Regions from separate parts of the Homo sapiens genome. Here region 1 is linked to region 2. Evidence: read pairs that join two places in POLR2A ChIA-PET (ENCODE). Cell type or tissue: MCF 10A. All regions are shown on one strand. Links, peaks and the distances in the headings refer to the core of each region. The heading gives the core; the rest is flanking DNA. Region 1 overlaps BICC1 (BicC family RNA binding protein 1). Region 2 overlaps BICC1 (BicC family RNA binding protein 1).

Region 1 (5,384 bases), core at 242-5,241, 57 kb after region 2:
CCTACCTCCTGACAGCTCCCAGTCCAAACCTGGCCTTTAGTTTCTTAAACCTTTCTTGGAATCACCCAAAACAAACTGAAATAGTATCCTAAGTATCCACCAGTTTCTTAAAATTCTCCAGTTACTTTGGTGTACTCTTTCTTGCTGTCGTAAGTGAATGAAAGCTCAATTTATTTACTACAAGAGTGTTCCTGGTGGTCTTTGATTAGTGGGCACTAGAGTGAGTGTTGGAGTAATTTAAGAAAGAAACATTTATCTCAGTCTCTGCCCTTTGGATACTTAGAGTTTGCCTGGGGATTCTGGCCCTACTTGCTTTAAATAAACCTTTAAAGTGGCATTGTTTGCTGTCAAGACTAGAGTAGAGGAGAAGAGTGCAAGTCACAGCTAAGGAAAATATTCCTTAAGTATTGATAATTTCTAGTGTGGATCTCAAAGGGCTGGGGCATTCTGTGTGGGAAAGGCTGAGAGCTGGGGAGAATCATTATGTGTTACAGGAAGAGAGGAGACTATTTTTTGAAAGGGAAAGTATTTGAAGACTTGGTGGCCAATAAGGTTGGACAGGTAGAGGAGATCGGTGACAGCCGGTGACCTTGTGAGAACTCATCTACAGACAGTGAAAATCCCGGGGTTCGGGGTGGACACAGGAGATAATTAGTAGGAAGGGGTTAAAATACTGAAAGATGAGTATAGTAGGTCGTATTTGATGACAGGAGGATCAGAGAGTCTTTTTTGAAAGATGAGTCAGCAGGACATGGTAACTTGATAAGAGCAAGGAATTGGGTGGTGGGCTGCTGTAGCAGATGCTTTTGATATGGTCTTGGCCCACCTGTGAGTTCACCCACAGTGGACATCTCCCATGCATGCCAACAGCTTTCCATCTCAAGGGCCTGATCTGTGCTTCTCTACCGGAGCACATTGTCAGCCCTGTGGAAATTTACTCTTGCTGCAGAGCAGCCTCGAAGTATAACCTTTACTCAGTGAAGGGCTGGAGTCAGAACACAAATGCCCATTTTCCCCTTCTCTTCGTGGGACAATTCTGAAGCACATTATTTATGTCTTTTCAGAACATCCTAGGGACATTGACCCCCAGCAGGAATGTGGCATACCACCCCCTTCCATGGTTTTTCTCTCTCCCCAGTCAGGCTTTCCTCACTTCCTAACTTATGCTCCCTGGGATCACCTCCCCAGTTCACTATGCCAGACTAACCAACCCAAGTTCTTATCTCAAGGTGACTTTTGGGGGAACCCAAACTAAGATGGGTATCTTGGATAATTGGGTTAATTATTATGCCATGGAAAAATGGAATTGGGATTCTTTCCCAGGTTAATTAATGACTGCTGTCTAGTGAAAAAATGACTACAGTCATCTCAAGTGTATTTTATATATCAGTGCAGGAATATGGCAAAATGCTTTAGAATTCGTGGCTTGTTTTGAGGAAAAAAAATATGCTCCAAACCATCTGCAAAAGTATTACAGTGATCTCAAGTGGAACATAGGCACTTGAAGCAGTTTCCAGGCACATTAGATTGTTGTCAACAAGAAGAAAAATATATGCCATGGGGAGGAGCAAGAAGAAAGAGAGGGTCTAGAAATCCATGATTTTAGCAAGTCAGGAAAAATAATTTTCAGCACGTAAGCAGGGCAGGATCCCTGAGCTCCTTCACCTGGAAGTCATCCAGGTGGTTTAAGATTCTCAGGCTATTGGCAACTATGATGTGGCTCCTGCCAGGTTAAGGAGCATTGATGATTGATCACAAGGGAAAGGACCCAGCCATATGATTGTTTCTGTCAGCTTGTACTCTCCTGAAAGTCATGGTTAATGACTTGAGCCAAGTTAGGAAAAATATTTCCGTTACTAACAATATAGTTGTTAAGTATGCTCCATGGGGATTCTGAAATATTTACTTGACAGTAATGAGCTTTAGAATTTCATTCTTTTCCTATGATTCTTCATGATCACATTTGCATCCAGATCTTTGAACACTCAGCACTTGATGGAGTTTAATAGACTAATGGCAAGAAAATTGCTCATAAGTAAAGGAAGCAGTGAATCCATCCGGTTTCCATGAGCAGTCATACCTGAGTTCTTCAGCAATTGGAACAGATGCGTCACTGAAAAGATGCCTGCACTGGGGTGGTCCTATCCATTACATTCTCTTAGGAAATGAAGCCCTGGCTTTCCTTAGCCCTGTGATCTATTTTGAACCTTATTCTAGCGGAGAAGGAATAGTGTTTATTGATTTTTTTTCTCCTGTTGTCTATTATTTAGAGATTCTTAATTCTACTAAAATAAGTTGGGAGAACACATATTGTTTGTTTAGTATTTAATAAATTTTGGAGAATCCATATAATCACTTTACAGTATTCTCATCAATCACATGAATTAAGTAATAAAATAATAAAACATTTGAATTCTTAGGAACATGTATTTTTTAATCAGAAAATATTCACCTCCGTGGTTAGCAAACCTCATATACAGGAAAATAAAATTAGGCCATGATCACGTTAGTTATCTCTGAGAGAGCACTTTTAGAAATAATAATCTAGAGGACAATGATCAGAAAAGGAAGAAGTAGCAACTAATACTTAAGGATACCTACCTATGAAAGAAGATGGTAATAGATAGGGTAGTTTCTTGGTGCATCAGTGGGTTGAGGTGAAATAAGTTTATTTTATAGTTTTGTTTTTGTTTCCTTTAAGAATAAAGGAAGCTTATTTGAGTGAGCTTCTAGACTGAGGAAGTGTAGATTGACAATAGAGGAAATTAGAGGGTGGTGTTTAACCTGGAGCGACCCCTTGCAGGGGTAGATTTAAGGTAACAGGTGTTAAGGCTGTGGTTAACTAGTTTTGGGCTTGTTCACCTCACTTTGTGAATTCTTCCACTGACACTTTGCTCATTTTATTGAAATAACTGATTTCAATTTCTGGTTTCTAGTCTTCAGTTCTGCTAGGTATGGTCTCAGACTTAATGATGAAAACTGTTGATTCTGCCAGACACATGCCCAATAAAATGCTTAGCTTTTAGCAGATCCTCAATAAATATTTATTAAAACTAATTTGAACATATTTTCCTGAGTTTGGGAAGAAGGGAGTGAGACAAATAAAAATTATAATGTATTTGATGTAAACTGGAGAAAATTCAGTGTAAATTCCCTCTACTTTCCTCAGTCTGTTTGGAGATAAAGTCATCTCCTGGGAGAATAAGGGGATGGATTAGAGACTCGAAGACACTGGGGAGTGTTCAGAACAGCTGCTTATGGAAAATGCATGGAAAAAAATTAAAAACTTGCCAAGATGAACTGAATATCCAGCTGAGGCTGCATGGTATGAACTTGTTGAGTTTCTTAGGATAGTTCTATGCCTTTTTCTAGTTCTTTGGTCACTCAAAAGTGGAGAAAGCAGAGAGGGGTTATCTTTGGTGAGACGGGTATGGCAGAAAGCCTGAGGACTGGGGATTTTGGAGTGTTTGATAAAAAGATGAAATGTTCAGCTGAAGGTTGTGATGGCACAGAGAGAATTTCAAGCCAGCAGGAAGGCTAGAGAGGGCAGGGGCTGGAGTCATAATAAGCTAGAAAACTTATTATGTGTTCTCTAGCTTGTTGCCTGTGGGGTTGAGGACATTCAAGATTGTGTTGGTAGGAGGCTGTAGCCACAGAAGGAATGATAGCTTAAAAATCTTAAGAGGTTGAGTGGTCTGGATTGTGATAAAGTGCAATTTACAGCTGGGCTTATGGGTTGCTAATGTGTAATTACTCTCACAATTTGGCAATTCTCAGCATCTTTAGGAGTGTTGTCTAGCAAAATTAAATTAGATTCTTTAAACAAGCAAAAAGAAACTTGTTAATGAATTACAACCAAGTAAGATGGAAACAGTTAGTGTCAACATGATGAGTTTGTGAGATTCTATGTGACTTTAAGACTTTGAGCAGCCAAGCTAATGTTCAGTTCAAAGTAATTGAATTTCATGTATGGAAGAATGCCTTATGAAACAGCCGATCAGTGCTTTTGCTAGCCAGTTTTGAAATGTTACATGTCCAAACACCTCATAACTTATGCATGTTCTCCAGTGAGAATTACATCATAGGTTGAAAGAAAATAAATGCATCCATGATTCTTAGATGTTACATAATCTAAGCACTTAATAACTTCCTAGTTACATAATCTGTAGTTATTATATAATCTCATGGCTCTTTACAAAGGGGGAAATCAAACTATTCTCAGAGAAATTCAATTGGATGATTGGATGAAAGAACTCTGTGTCTGTGTGTGTGTGTATATGTGTGTATGTGTGTGTGTGTGTAATTTTGCACATATACAAATACTTAAGTGCTGGTTAGAATTGATCTGACCCTCTCCCTGACTGCTTTTCCCAGCCCACTCCAATGAACAACTGGGTCATCTTTCAGCTCCAGAACATTAAAAGTTGTGACCTGTGCCATCCCAGGACTATGTACAGGATTCCTTGGAGTCATAAGGAATGTTCTTCATTCTTCCAGCCATTTCACTCTGTTCCTGGCTTTTGGCTCTGCCCCAGTAGTTATGCTTAGCCCTACTTGCCCTGTCAGCAGCTCCTGAACCAGTTGCAGGTTCAGTTGGTGACTTCAAGATGGGGACACTGGCTTACAGACTGGCAGTCACCAGAACACATCTGTCCAGAGCCCCGGTTGCCCCGGTCCTGTTGAAACAGGCGCTGCACCTTCAGGTCTCTATTTTCCTTGCACCTCCGATTACTCATCATGGTGGAGTCTGGGTAAGAAGGAAGTTGAAGAGATGAAAGCAGATAGAGTTCCTGAGGATCTCATTGCCAGTCGTGGCTGTCTATTCCCTCCCTTGGCAGCCCAGTGTCTCATTTGAGGTTAGACACCTGTCTGGTGCAGATGTAAACTGATATACCTACCTCCCCATTTGCAGCAGGAATCTGGAGTCTCCTATGGCAATTTTGTGGGGGTTGATTTTGGGAGACTTTTATCTAGACATTTCTGCCTTGTTTAACGTGTGGCTTACTTTCCTGTTCTGTGCATGTTATTATGTATTACTGGCATAATAACATGCACAGAATGCATGTTATTTCCTTTTGGAGCACATTGTTGCAAATATCGATCATGCAAGACATGTACATTTGTGGCAGACTCTTAAATGTGTAAGGATGCAGTGAGGTTTTACTTAGCCTGATCGTTCCATCTGTGACTTCCACTTCCTTGCCGTCCCTGCCCTACTACAATTCCCAACTGCAGACTCTGCCCAGATGTAATTCAGCAAACATTTTAAAATACCAAATTTTCTCTCTACCTCTGTCTTGACTGTGGTCCTCATTGTGCTTCTTTCAAGTATGGATCATCTAGTCTCCATCCTTGTTTGTGAAGTTGTCCTGTCCTTCACATAT
Region 2 (5,384 bases), core at 164-5,163:
GCCAAGTGAGCATTACTGCCTGAGCTCCCCTTCCTGTCAGATCAGCGGCAGCATTAGATTCTCATAGGAGCATGAACCCTATTGTGAACTGTGCATTCAAGGGATCTAGGTTATGCACTCCTTATGAGAATCTAATGCCTGATGATCTGCGGTGGGACAGTTTCATCCCGAAACCATCTCCCTGCCCCTGCATTCGGTGAAAAAATTGTCTTCCATGAAACTGGTCCCTGATGCCAAAAAGGTTGGAGATGGTTGGTTTAAATAGAATCATATGCTATAGTCTTTTGTCTTCTTTTATTTATTAAATCCTTTGAGATTCATCTCATTTGAGGTTGTTGGGTGTGTCAGTAGTTCATTGCTTTGGTTCTGAGTAGTGGTCTATTGTATGGGTATATCACATTAAAAACATTCATTCACTAGTTGATGGAATTTGAGTCATTTTTAATTTAAGGCTTTTATGAATGAAGGTGCTGTAAAATGCACATAGAGGTCTTTGTGTAAACATATATTTTCACTTCTTTTGTATGAGTGCCTTGGAGTGTAATTGTTGGCTCATGTAAGTGTGTGTTTCACTTTCTAAGAAAGTGCCAGATTATTTTCTAAAGTAGCTATGCCATTTCAAATTCCCACCAGCAATATAGGAGAGTTTTAGTTGTTTCACATCCTTGTCAGCACCTGTTATTATCTATCTTTTGAAATGTTAGTCATTCTGGTGGATACTTAGTAGTTTCTGATTGTGGACTTATTTGCATTTCTCTGAGAACCAATATCGAGCATTTTTTAATGTGCTTAATCATTGTTTCCTTTGGTGAAGTATATGTTTGAGATTTTGCTAATTTTTTATTGGATTAAAAAGCATTAAGAGTTCTGGATATAGGTTCTTCATAAGATATAGGTTTTGTAAATAGCTTTTTCCTCAGTCTGTGGCTTTGTTCTGCATTTCAGACATTTTTCATTGGATTATTTTATAGTTTTTATGTCTCTGGTAAAATTTCCCTTTCTATACAGACACATTGATAATATTTTTCATTAGATCCTTATATTAATTGTAGTTATTTTAAAAGTTCTATCTGATATTTACAAGTCTGGGCCATCTTGAGGTCTATTTCATTTGACTATGCTATCTGTTGATGATAGGCTTGTGGGTTTTTTTTTTCCCTCCACTTTTGTGTCTTGTAATTTTTTATTGAATATTGGTATTGTGTGTTAAAGAGCAATAGTCTGTGGTAAATAAAATTAATACCCACAATGGTTACTTTTTTTGTTTCTTCAGTTCGTTAATATAGGGGAGTGTGTCAGTAGTCAGTATTGTCAGCAGTTGAGCTGGGTTTGAATTTTGCTGTTGCTGTAGTTACCTTGAGTGCAAACAGACTTCAGATTTCTCCAGTGGTGGATGGATTGCTGCTGCTACATTGAGCTTAATATGAGTCCCGGAGTGTGGTACAGTTTTCTGTGTTCCTGATCTACCTTTGGCTTTCTGCCAGCTCTGTACAGCTGTGCCACAGGGGTCTGTGTTATTGCCACTTCCCCAGTAGTAGACTACTGCTTGTTATTACTTGGTAAAAAGTTCATGGAAGGGTAAGTGGGTGGTTTGGTAGTCTGTCACTTCCCAGCCTCAGTTTTAGTCAGGTCTTGTGTGCCGAAGCCTCAGGAAAGGGGCATTCTCAGTGTTCCCACCTCTCTCAAAAACAACCATTTTTGAAATCTGCAAGATCAATTTTAATAGTATCTTGTTCCCTTAACATACTTTTGATAACTTCTCTTGTGTTTTTAAGCATAAGTATTCTGTATAATATTATTATAGTGCCTGCATTATTTTAGTGGTCTTTTTCTGTTGACTCTCACTAATCATGGCTTTTCCTCTCATATCTTTGGTGGTTTGATTGTACTTGTTGAAGCCCGTATTTAAACTCCTTGGCCTCAGAGAGTATTTTTGTCTTTATCTGCCTGGGAATACAGCCATAACTAAATGAATCTGTTTTGCTTTGTTCATGAATTCTATCGCCAATAGTGCATAAATACAATCTTGTGTTTAGGAATTCAGAGGAGAGAGGTTTTTCATTCCCCTTGCTTCACCAAGGCAAAACCAGGCACTCATCTACACTGTGAATCACTAAGGGAAAGTTTTATTTTATTTCATCTTCTGAGACTTTATGTGTTTTGATCTGAAATTTATTTTCTATTCTTTAAACATTTTTTAAAACCCACGCTGTAGACCACCAGGTATTAGTGGACATTTTGCTGGCAAATGCTGGCTCTAGCCCTAATTTACCCGTCTATTTCTTTGTTATCATTTCTGATCTCTAATGAATTTTATAACCTTGCAAAAGTATGGTTTTATATTTTACTCAGCATTTTGAGATATTTTCTGTTTAAACATGTATAGTCGGTTTCATCTGAACATCCAGTTTACCCTCTTGCTAGACGTACAAGTTCCTTATGTTCTCATACTTCTGGCCAAGCAGTTGATATATTATATTGGTAAAATAAAAACTTCAGCCAAATTAAATTTAAAGGAGCTTAATTGAGCAATGAATGATTTGCAAATCGGGCAGTCCCCAGAATCACAGCAGATTCAGAGACTCCAGGGGTGCCTTGTGGTCAGAACAAATTTATAGACAAAAAAACGTAAAATGACCTACTTTCACTTTCAGAAGTGAGGTGCAGAAAGAGTGAGATTGGTTACAGCTCGGCATTTGCCTTGTTTGAACACAGGTTGAACATTCAGCAGACTGTGAGTGGTTGAAGTAGGCCACTGAGATTGGCCAACACTCAGCTATTGTTTCAGGTGCATATTACTAAGTTAGGTTTTCAATTTTGTCTCACTGTTAAGCTAGGTTATAGTTCATCTATAAGGACTCAAATATAGAAGTACTGAGTCCTTCTCAGGCCATATTTAGTTTGCTTTAACAATATCCTAATTATGTTCTTTTCCTTCAGCCAGCATTTTAATTCTAATAGGTTGCTGAATGTGACTTTTAATTTTTGAATCCTTATCCAAGCACACAGAAGGTGGGAAGAAGTGTGATGTAGTATAAAAGTGCTTGGATTTTTCATTCAAGTGTATATATGCTGGAAATACAAAATCAGCATTTATTAGCTGTATGCTCTTGGGCAAGTTACTTAGTGTTTGAATCTCTTTCTTCACCTGTTAAATGGAATAGTGAGGCCTTCCTTTTATGGGACTAAAGACAGAAAACCAATCTACCTAAAACCTCCTACCTTGCATGACCCCTCCCACCATGCATAGTAGCCATTCAATTGCTGATATGGCACTCTTTTTCTCTTTCTTAATTGAATTATTTAGGATATACTTGTTTTTTCCTTGAGTTCCTCCCTGGAAACAACTTTAAATAAGATACTAAAAAATTTCAGCTATTTGCTCCTATTTAACTTGTCTACTTAATATTTAAATTCCTTTGATAAATATATTAGACATAATGGGTTATTCTCACTTTTCAATAATGATCTAGATGAAAGAGGCTTACAATTTGGTCAGCTAGAAGGAAAAAATTTCAATTTAGTGCCACTGACAGTTTTAAGGAAGGCAAATTACTTACCAAACTAGGATTTCATTTTATTTTCAAACTAATTACTGTGTGTTTGTACCTCTGTAGATTATATAAGTAGGCTCCAGAAGAAACTACTTGCTTATTCTTCTTGGCCTTTTAGTCCTTTTAAAAGCTAATTTGTAAAGAATGACATGTAAGTTTAGATATACAATTTCTCATAGCTATTAATGATATTTCTTTACCAAACTATGAGAACACAGTAATGATTTTTTAAAGTGAAGGTATGAGGTATTTGAGGGAATTTTATGAAGTCTGGTCCCATTTGTTCACTGGAATTATGAAAAAAATATAGCAAAAGTAGAAGTCTTTGGATACTCTTATAATTCTTAGGGAAGGTAGTTTTAACCTTAATTCTCAGGGTTCAAGGAATTCTTATATTTCCCTTTCAAAGGTCTGGATGGTGTTACCAATACCAAAACACACTTTTAAGTACTCTTTTTTTTTGGCAGCTCCTTTTTTCTTAAACCATTCTGTGGAATTAGTAAAGAACAGTGAAATTGGATAAAGGCAAAGGCAATAGGGTAGAGGGGAGGAAGTAAGCCTGAACATCTATTACCAGTCTCTGAAAGATCAAATTTACCTTTTAAAGTAACTACAGGGTTCACTTGAGTCTATTTATTTTGTCTATGAGGAAATAGAGTGTCAGAGAGATGACATATCTATATGAACTAATAGCTACTCCTTGGAGAAGCCAGGACTGGAGGATGCTCCTAACTCATAGCTAGGTGATCTTAAATCTCTCTAAACTTCCTTTTCAAATGTTAAATGGGGAGCATGCCTGCTTAATCAGGTTAAGTAGATTAAGCAGAGGTAAAGCACATATTTATGAAGTGTTCATGGATACCAGATGTTCAATAAAAGTTTTTTTCCTTTGTCTCATCTTGGCTTACTGTAAATTTTTTAAAAAACATAATAAATTAAAAATTGGTAGTAAACAGTTTACACAGAATGAAATATTTCACGGTCATCCGGCTTTTAAGAAAATGCATAGCATGCAAACTGGAAGCAAAAGTTCTTTGGGAAGAGTCCTTGAGTCATTTGAATTTGGAAAGGAAAGGAAGTTTTACGTCATCTGTAGATGCTCTGATTTCAGTTGGTGCATTATTGCCTTGGGCCAGGTGCACCAATTTATACAAAAAGTAGTTTTAAAAACTTTTCCTCTCCATTTCTTTTATGAATTCATCTTGTGTGAGCTTTTGATCCTCACTGAATGACCTTATAAAATAAAGGGAAAAATCAATAAAGCTTAAAACTTATACTTTTCACTCAATTTTTTTTTCCAGATGAATTCACAGTGCTCTGAATCTCACCTTTAGGTTTGACCCTGACTGAAAAACATCTCAAAATTTTACTTTTGCACAACAACCTGTATCCCAGTAATCATATTTGAGCTGCACTTTTACTTCATTTGCCCTTTTAAAGAACACACATTGCAAGGATTGCATCAATTTAAATGGACATAGCATGTGACTAGAAATTATCTTATTTGGGAAAAGTGTTTTATTGATAACAGAGAGTTCTGGTGTTGGTTTACTCATTTGTTGATGATCGTTACTTCATTTTGGGCCAGTTACAGTAAACCAGAACCTAGGAACTTGCAAAGCCAGATTATTTTTCCTTCTCTTCTACTAATGGTGCATCTAGTTCAGTATTTTTCCTGATCAGATTAAAGAAAAACTTAGAAACTCAGGAGTTGGGACCAGCCTTGAGCTCACTTAGCTTTTTCTCCCTACCATCCAGCCCCACTCTGTCTTTAACAGTGGGAATCTAACAAGAAATAGTGCCTATTTGAGGGATGTTTATTTGAAGGAT

What was found. ChIA-PET counts read pairs that join two places held together with the same protein. Peaks named below come from ENCODE experiments on the same cell type or tissue, not always from the same donor. Only the 100,000 strongest peaks of a DNase experiment are listed, where the experiment ranks them.
Region 1: POLR2A ChIA-PET joins it to region 2 with 6 read pairs; 2 of 35 experiments call an interaction of 5 or more read pairs at or near these places.

Annotation. Positions count from the first base shown.
Region 1 is chr10:58,720,118-58,725,501 of GRCh38, forward strand. All of the region lies in intron 3 of BICC1 (BicC family RNA binding protein 1), which reads left to right. Among named protein-coding and RNA genes, the nearest start is that of BICC1, 210 kb to the left of the region's middle. In MCF 10A, for the core only: no CTCF peak of the experiment used is centred there; no DNase peak of the experiment used is centred there.
Region 2 is chr10:58,663,548-58,668,931 of GRCh38, forward strand. The region is part of intron 2 of BICC1 (BicC family RNA binding protein 1); the gene reads left to right. Among named protein-coding and RNA genes, the nearest start is that of BICC1, 150 kb to the left of the region's middle. In MCF 10A, for the core only: no CTCF peak of the experiment used is centred there; a DNase peak (open chromatin) is centred at 2,714.